Linked DNA regions of Homo sapiens: region 1 is linked to region 2. A link is a contact called in ENCODE Hi-C or POLR2A ChIA-PET data. All regions are on one chromosome and are shown on one strand. Each heading gives the region's core, a stretch centred on a gene start or an enhancer-like site at or near the end of the contact. The rest is flanking DNA. Distances are from core to core; before and after follow the strand shown.

The links. Hi-C counts contacts between places; a loop is a spot of excess contacts on that map. ChIA-PET counts read pairs that join two places held with the same protein, here RNA polymerase II (POLR2A). Pooled maps may share reads with other maps.
Region 1: a pooled map shows a loop between it and region 2 (2.4-fold over the local background). The contact joins two enhancer-like sites. A Hi-C loop is called at or near these places in 1 of 50 pooled maps. POLR2A ChIA-PET finds 5 or more read pairs at or near these places in 3 of 52 experiments (activated T-cell, activated naive CD8-positive, alpha-beta T cell and naive thymus-derived CD8-positive, alpha-beta T cell).

What each region holds. Positions count from the first base shown.
Region 1 is chr7:360,591-364,717 of GRCh38, forward strand. No RefSeq gene overlaps it. Among named protein-coding and RNA genes, the nearest start is that of FOXL3-OT1, 71 kb to the left of the region's middle. Within about 2 kb of position 2,006, at least 10 of the 41 ENCODE cell types and tissues checked have a DNase peak (open chromatin) inside an H3K27ac peak, as active enhancers do.
Region 2 is chr7:453,617-458,287 of GRCh38, forward strand. No RefSeq gene overlaps it. Among named protein-coding and RNA genes, the nearest start is that of PDGFA, 64 kb to the right of the region's middle. Within about 2 kb of position 2,180, at least 2 of the 41 ENCODE cell types and tissues checked have a DNase peak (open chromatin) inside an H3K27ac peak, as active enhancers do.

The sequences.
Region 1 (4,127 bases), core at 756-3,255, 93 kb before region 2:
GCGGTTTCCAGCGTCTTGCTTTCTGAGCAACGCTGCCGTGAACATCCCACAAACTCCTTGAGTCTGCCATGCACGTCTTTAGAGATAGGTGGAGAGTCGTGCCGGCCCCACGCGGGCAGCCCAGCAGCTCCGGGTGTTGGTGCCACCGGGCACTGTCTGGCCAAGGGTCCCCTTGCTCCGTCCTCGCCAGCCCTGGGTAGGGCCAGGCTTTTTAAGTTTTGCGGATCTGCTGGTGCGTAAGGGTCCTTCGTGGTGATCTCAATTTGCGTTTTCCTGATTGCGAAGGAGCCGAGCGTTGGTCACGCCTGGGAAGCTGTTCAGTGACTCCGTGTGCCCATCTTCCGCCGTCGGGGGCTTTGCTTGTCGACGCCTGTTGACGTTTTTAAATCTTCTGGGCCTCCCTTTTTTGGTCAAATATATATATGGCACATGTCCTGCTTCGGGCTTGTCTTTTCACTCCTTTTATGGTAGATTTTAATGTAACAGAATGTCTTTATTTTAATGTTTTAGAATTTACCAATCTTTGCCTTTATGACGAATAATTTTGTAGATTGTTTCACAAATCCATCCCTAATTCAAAGTCATGAAAACAGCCCTTTAAATCCTCTTCTAAAACCATGACGGGGTTTATTTACATTTAGGAATTTAATCCATGCAGGTCTGCCTTTAGTGGTGTGGAGAGGGACAGCACTCTCTGCTTTCTGTATGTGGGCGTCCGGTTGTCCCAAAGCCACGCTCCCACTCACGCCGCTGCCTCCCTGTCCCGACTCCCTCCCACTCACGCCTCAGCCTCCCTGTCCCGACTCCCTCCCACTCACGCCTCAGCCTCCCTGTCCTGACTCCCTCCCACTCACGCCTCAGCCTCCCTGTCCCGACTCCCTCCCACTCACGCCGCTGCCTCCCTGTCCCGACTCCCTCCCACTCACGCCTCAGCCTCCCTGTCCCGACTCCCTCCCACTCACGCCGCTGCCTCCCTGTCCCGACTCCCTCCCACTCACGCCGCTGCCTCCCTGTCCCGACTCCCTCCCACTCACGCCTCAGCCTCCCTGTCCCGACTCCCTCCCACTCACGCCGCTGCCTCCCTGTCCCGACTCCCTCCCACTCACGCCTCAGCCTCCCTGTCCCGACTCCCTCCCACTCACGCCGCTGCCTCCCTGTCCCGACTCCCTCCCACTCACGCCTCAGCCTCCCTGTCCCGACTCCCTCCCACTCACGCCTCCGCCTCCCTGTCCGGACTCCCTCCCACTCACGCCTCAGCCTCCCTGTCCTGACTCCCTCCCACTCACGCCTCAGCCTCCCTGTCCTGACTCCCTCCCACTCACGCCGCTGCCTCCCTGTCCCGACTCCATGCTGTGTGGACTACTGTTCTGTCCCCACCTCAGCATCACCTTGTCACAAATGTTATGACTTTTTAATAAGCCTCAATACAGACATCCCCAGTTCCTGCCCTGATCTCTGCCCTTCGAGAGTGATTTAGCTATTCCCAGTTCTTTGACTTTCAACATAAATTGTAGAGTCAGTTTTCCATGAACCACCACAAACAATTGCAGAAGTCTGGCTATGGAGTACGTGAGATGCCTGAATTCCTTTGGGGAGAGTTGACATCTTTGTAACTTGGGACTTCTCGGTTCATGAATACAGTTATTTAAGGAACCATTCACTTGAGTCTTCTCAAATGTCTCTCAGCCATGTTTTTTTACATCAGCTTCCTCTATAAAAATCTTACACATTGTTTGTTCTTCCTAGTATTTAATAGGCTCAGGCTTTTGTAAATGACATCTTTTCTAAATTTCACTTTGTCTCTGGCATATGAAGAAAAACAGCTGATTTTTGTGTATATTGATTTTGTCTCCAGCAAACTGCCCAGCTGTCTTACTGATTTCATAATTTACCCTGGTGCTGTTCAGCTCTTCGAACACACATAACCGTATCCTCCGTGACTGTCAGAAGTTGTATTTCTTCCTTTCCGATCTCGTTAGCTTTCATTTCCTTTTCCTGCCTTGGCCCGGACCTGCGGAAGGACGCTGGTGAAATGGTGCTGGAACGCACCGCCCCTTGGTCCCGATATCAAAGCAAAAGCTTCCGGGGGTGCTTCTGCTGTGGGTGTTTGCACATTTATCAGGTTAGGGAGGCGCTGCTGTTCCTACTTGAAGTATCTTTTTCCTGAAAGGACGTTGACTTTTATCAAACATTCTTTTCTCATTTGTTGAAATGACTGTAAGATTTTTCCCTTAAACCTGTTGGTGTGGAGGATTCTATTCATTGCCATTGTGACACTGAACCACTTCTAGTCCTGGGATAGACACGGCAGCCACGAGGTGCGATCCCGTCCACGCGCTCAGCCGTTGAGCCTCACTGCCATGTTTTAGGAGCTGTTATCTCCCTTCTGTGTCAAGGGCCTCTCGCCCCCTGAGATGGGATGGAGAATGCTTGCTTCACTGCTGTTCTCTTGACGGGTTAAAGATAGTGTTATTTGTTTCTTGAATATATTGATAAACATCACCAGCGAGGGCATTTGAACCTGGAATTTGTTTTGTTTTGAGACAGGGTCTGGCTCTGTCACCCAGGCTGGAGTGCAGTGGTGCAATCACAGCGCACTGCAAGCTCTGACCTTCCAGGCTCAGGTGATCGTCCCACTTCAGCCTCCCGAGTAGCTAGGACTACAGGCATGCACCACCACATCCAACTAATTTTTAAAATGTTCTGTAGAGACATGGTCTCACTATGTTGCCGACACTGGTCTGAAACTCCTGGGCTCAAGAGATGCCCCTGTTTTGGCGTCCTGAGTAGCTGGGATTACAGATGCATGCCACTGCACCCAGCTACATTTTGCATTTTGTAGAGACAGGGTCTCACTATGTGGCACAGGCTGGGCTCGATCTCCTGGCCTCAAATGATCCTCCTGCTTTGGCTTCCCGAAGTGCTGGGATCATAGGCATGAGCCACTGCACTCAGCCAGGCTGCCCCCTTTCCTTAGTGGGAAGACTCTCATGCATTGCTGGCAAGGGAGCAGCTGATGCATGCTCTTCGAGTAACGGTTCTGTAACATCCACTCAGGCTCCGAAGCCACGTGCGACTGCCCAGCAGGCCCCTGGGACACACCAGAGGCTGAGTTCATGCACCTGCCCAGGACACGCACGAGCACCCACGTCTGCAATACTGGTGACCGCAAGAAGCTGGAGACCATGCAAACGCGGATCTGCAGGGGAGCAGGTCAGGGGACAGAACACGCCCGGATGGGCCTCGTGGCATGACATGGAGGGAAAGAAGCCGGAAGCAAAAGAGTGCACATAGGAGATTTCAGTTGAGCAGCCGGCAAGCCTGGGACGCGGGGGGCCCTGAGAGTCAGGCCCACAGCTACGCAAAAGCCGCGCTGACAGGAAGTGCAGGAGGCAGCCTGTGGCATCCTGAGAAGGTTCTGTGTCTTGTAAAAAAAATTCTCTGATCTGGGCTGGGCGCGGTGGCTCACGCCTGTAATCCCAGCACTTTGGGAGGCCGAGGCAGGTAGATCACGAGGTCAGGAGTTCAAGACCAGCCTGACCAAGATGGTGAAACCCCGTCTCTACTAAAAATACAAAAAGTAGCCGGGCGTGGTGGCAGGTGCCTGTAATCCCAGCTACTGGGGAGGCTGAGGAAGAGAATTGCTTGAACCCGGGAGGCGGAGCTTGCAGTGAGCCAAGATCACACCACGACACTCCACCCTGAGCGACAGAGCGAGACTCCGTATCAAAAAAAACAAAAAAAATCATTGATCCAAGCACTTAATATTAGCACACGTCACATCATACCCTGTGTGTTATACGGCAATAAAAAGAACAGACACGATACAACTACGTTGCAGAGATGCCCCCTCCCCACTGTCACCACTGCTGGATGTTGGCTGTTCTCTCTGGATTCTGTTCCTTGACAAGCCTGTGTGTGGGGTGCAAGGCCAGCGCCCACAACAGCTTCAGATCCTCTTAGGCCTCGACATGTCACAGGTAATTTTCTGATTCGCACAGGGCTGTGACACCACCAAAGTCAGGTCACGTGCATCCTTCACTCAGGGTCTTTCTGGTGAGCTGTTCCAAGTCAATCACCACACTCAAAGCTGGACACGTATGACCTCCCTCCACCTCTTCGGAGGT
Region 2 (4,671 bases), core at 930-3,429:
GTATCTATGAACACACTCACAGGGACCTTGAAAGAGGTTCTGTGATCTCCCCATTTCACAGATAAGAGAAATCGAGGACAGGGAGATGTACGCAGCGTCCCCAAGGTCGTGCAGCTGGTAAGGAAAGGCCCGGAATCCAACCCCGGGCAGCCCGCGCCTTCCGCCCACGTTAGGCTCCCCCACTGTTAAAATTGCACGTTTTTATTGTATGGTTTGGTCTGTTTTCATTTTGAGTTGGTTATGGAAGGCGAGGGCCTGGGGGCGGGTGGGCTAGGCACATACTCCAGGGGCCTCTGAGGTCCTGACCCAGCAGCAGGACCAGGAACCACGTCGATTCTCCAGCATCTTCCCATGGATGGGCACTCCCGGCCGGCATTGCTGTTCCCTGGAGTCAAATGATGCTTGTCCTGCATCTCCAGGCCCCACAGGTGGACGGGCCCTCCTGGGCAGCATTGCTCTTCCCTGGAGTAAAACGATGCTTGTCTTGCATCTACACGCCCCGGAGGCAAGGGCTCCTCAGGCTCTTGTGGGGAGGAAGAGGAGAATGCCACCCCCTCAGCACCCCCACCCAGCACAGGAACGCCCACCACCCTCGTGGTCCTGACGCCACTGTCCTGAGCTGCTGTGACAGGTCTGGGGAGACCCCTGGATCCTCCAGCCCTCCCCCCCCGGGTGGCGAGGGGTCTCTTGCCCACAACAGCTGAGTAAACAAGCCCAGGTTGGGCAAGAGACTCCCCAAGTGGGTGGCAGAGCCTGGTTCTGACTCTATGCAGACTCCAAGTCAGAATTCTCTCCAGGGGTCCACACGGCCACCTGAGGAAGGGGTAACAATTCCTGCACCTGACTGGGCTTTGGGCCTGCGGAGCCGATGAAGTGGGAGCTCACCAGCTGGGGTGGCCAGACCCCCACCTACATGCACGGGTCCCTCTACAGCCCTTCTTGTCACAGCTGCAGGCAGGCCTCAGTTTCCCTGTCTGTAAGAGGGAGGCGGACGTCCTGGGCAGGGTGTCCATTCCCAGGGGCTGCCCTGGGACACAGCAGCACCAGGCATCTCCCCCTGGACAGCACCCGCAGCACCCACAAAAATCTGCCGGGGGCCACCGAGCCGGGGCCGCACAGCCAGAGCAAGGAGGCCTTCCTGGTGGAGGGGGCTCGTCACCTGGCCCTCAGTGAGGTGTGGGTCTGCCGGCGTCTATCCTGAGTCCGTCCGAGCGCCGGCGTCTATCCAGAGTCCATCCGAGCGCCGGCGTCTGTCCGGAGTCCTTCGAGCGCCCGCGTCTGTCCGGAGTCCGTCCGAGCGCCCGCGTCTGTCCTGAGTCGGTCCGAGCGCCCGCGTCTGTCCTGAGTCCGTCCGAGCGCCGGCGTCTGTCCTGAGTCCGTCCGAGCGCTGGCGTCTGTCCTGACTGCATCGGAGCGCCGGCGTCTGTCCTGAGTCCGTCCGAGCACCGAGGTTACAGCCCCTGTGCTGGGGCAGAACAGCATGTCCGTTGGGCTGCAGATGGGACGGTGCCCTGGGGACCCAGGAGGGGTGGACGCCTCCACCAGGGCCTTCTCCACTGGCCCAGCCTGGGCAAGACGCGGGCCCAGGTCAGCATCCACCCTGTCCCCCGTGTGTCCTCGGGGGCCCAGTCAGCCAAGCTCTGCCTCTCCTGACCTCCACCGGCCCATGCAGGCCTCGCCCGGACAGGTGGGAAGCTCAGAAGTCAGGAGCAGTCTGAGCCCAGAGTCAGGTTCCCGCCCTGGAGCATCGCTGGGGCCCATCTCCACGTGGATACAACGGGGCAGCATCCACCTGAACCCGAGGCCATGGGCAGCTTCACAACACAGAGTTCCCACAGTGCCTGGCCCTTCCCTCCTCCCTGTGCCAGGCCTGGGCTGGACGCAGGACGTGGGGACGGCTGTGTCCGTGTCCCCGGGGAGCACAGGGGCCACTGTGAGTATCACATGCAGTCGCTACTCCCCGCTGAGCCTCCGTTTCCCCACCTCTGAGTGGGGCTCCCTCTGCCCCCCGCCCCCACGCTCACACGTGCACAGACGGGCTGGGGTCTGAGGGTGACCTTGCTTCCCCGTGGGCTCCCCCGGAAGGGGCCTTTTCCCTGGGCTGCCCGCCCGCCCGGCCGCCCACATGCCCACCAGGCAGCCGTAGGGACACTTCCTGGCCACCCGCCAGCTCCCCGACTCGCCTATGGTGATTGCTGGCGCCCGGCCAGCCGCTGTCACTGGCCCCGGGGGCCCCTCAGCATTCTTGGCTTTTGTTTCCGATGACGCTGGGTCCACTGGGAAGGGAGAGACCAGACCAGGAGGGGGTTCAGGGAGAGCCAGCGATGCGACGGCAGGACCCCCAGGCCTCCCACCCCAACGCCGGGACCCCCAGGCCTCCCACCCCAATGCCAGGACCCCAGATCTCCCACCCCAGACCTCCCACTCCAACACTGGGACCCCTGGGCCTCCCACCCCAATGCCGGGACCCCCAGATCTCCCACTCCGGACCTCCCACTCCAACGCTGGGACCCCCAGGCCTCCCACCCCAACGCCAGGACCCCAGATCTCCCACCCCAGACCTCCCACTCCAACACTGGGACCCCCAGGCCTCCCACCCCAACGCCGGGACCCCCAGGTCTCCCACTCCGGACCTCCCACTCCAACGCTGGGACCCCCAGGCCTCCCACCCCAACGCCAGGACCCCAGATCTCCCACCCCAGACCTCCCACTCCAACACTGGGACCCCCAGGCCTCCCACCCCAACGCCAGGACCCCAGATCTCCCACTCCGGACCTCCCACTCCAACGCTGGGACCCCCAGGCCTCCCACCCCAACGCCAGGACCCCAGATCTCCCACCCCAGACCTCCCACTCCAACACTGGGACCCCTGGGCCTCCCACCCCAATGCCGGGACCCCCAGATCTCCCACCCTGGACCTCCTACTCCAACACTGGGACCCCCAGGCCTCCCACCCCAACGCCAGGACCCCAGATCTCCCACCCCAGGCCTCCCACTCCAACGCTGGGACCCCTGGGCCTCCCACCCCAACGCCAGGACCCCAGATCTCCCACCCCAGGCCTCCCACTCCAACACTGGGACCCCCAGGCCTCCCACCCCAACGCCAGGACCCCAGATCTCCCACCCCAGGCCTCCCACTCCAACGCTGGGACCCCCAGGCCTCCCACCCCAACGCCAGGACCCCAGATCTCCCACCCCAGACCTCCCACTCCAACACTGGGACCCCCAGGCCTCCCACCCCAACGCCAGGACCCCAGATCTCCCACCCCAGACCTCCCACTCCAACACTGGGACCCCCAGGCCTCCCACTCCAACGCCGGGACCCCCAGGCCTCCCACCCCAACGCCAGGACCCCCAGATCTCCCACCCTGGACCTCCTACTCCAACGCTGGGACCCCCGGGCCTCCCACCCCAATGCCAGGACCCCAGATCTCCCACCCCAGACCTCCCACTCCAACACTGGGACCCCTGGGCCTCCCACCCCAACGCCGGGACCCCCAGGTCTCCCACCCCGGACCTCCCACTCCAACGCTGGGACCCCCAGGCCTCCCACCCCAACGCCAGGACCCCCGGGCCTCCCACCCCAATGCCAGGACCCCCAGGCCTCCCACCCCAATGCCGGGACCCCAGATCTCCCACCCCAGACCTCCCACTCCAACACTGGGACCCCCGGGCCTCCCACCCCAACGCCGGGACCCCCAGGTCTCCCACCCCGGACCTCCCACTCCAACGCTGGGACCCCCAGGCCTCCCACCCCAACACCAGGACCCCTGGGCCTCCCATCCCAATGCCAGGACCCCCAGGTCTCCCACCCCAATGCCGGGACCCCCAGGTCTCCCACCCCGGACCTCCCACTCCAACGCTGGGACCCCCAGGCCTCCCACCCCAACACCAGGACCCCTGGGCCTCCCATCCCAATGCCAGGACCCCCAGGTCTCCCACCCCAATGCCGGGACCCCCAGATCTCCCCTCCAGACCTCCCACCCCAACGCCGGGACCCCTAGATCTCCCACCCTGGACCTCCCACTCCAATGCTGGGACCCCCGGGCCTCCCACCCCAATGCCAGGACCCCCGGGCCTCCCACCCCAATGCCGGGACCCCCAGATCTCCCACCCCAGACCTCCCACTCCAACGCTGGGACCCCCCAGGCCTCTGGGGCCCACAGAGGAGGGGTGGCAGTGAGGGTGGGGGGCTGTGTTGATGTGCGACTTCCAGTGTGGGATGGGAGTCGTCTCCCTGAAGAGGAAGAGGGAGCACAAGGGGCCTTGGGTGCTGCTGGCGCTCCCGAGCTGAAGGCGGGCAGAATGGACTCAGCACCAGGCCTCGGGTGAGGGGCTGGGGACAGCAGTGAGGCCTTGTCCTCCCGCAGACTCCCAGGGGTGTGAGGGTGAGGTCGAGAGGGCCACAGGTCAGGGTCTGACCCTGCCCCACGGGGACATCGCTGCCTGTACGGCCCTCCCCTAGGCCCCACTGTCCACGGGGGCCCCTCTGGGTTAAGAGCAGCGACAACTGTTCCTATTCATACCGCCTGGCCTCAGGTCCACGGCTGCGGCCACAGAGCCCATCCAGGAATTCTGCTGCTCTCAGTTTACATTTAAAATAAATGTTTCCTTAACTCGCATCTCATGGCCGGCGGTGAACGGCAGGAATTGTGAGCGCACATCCCGCCC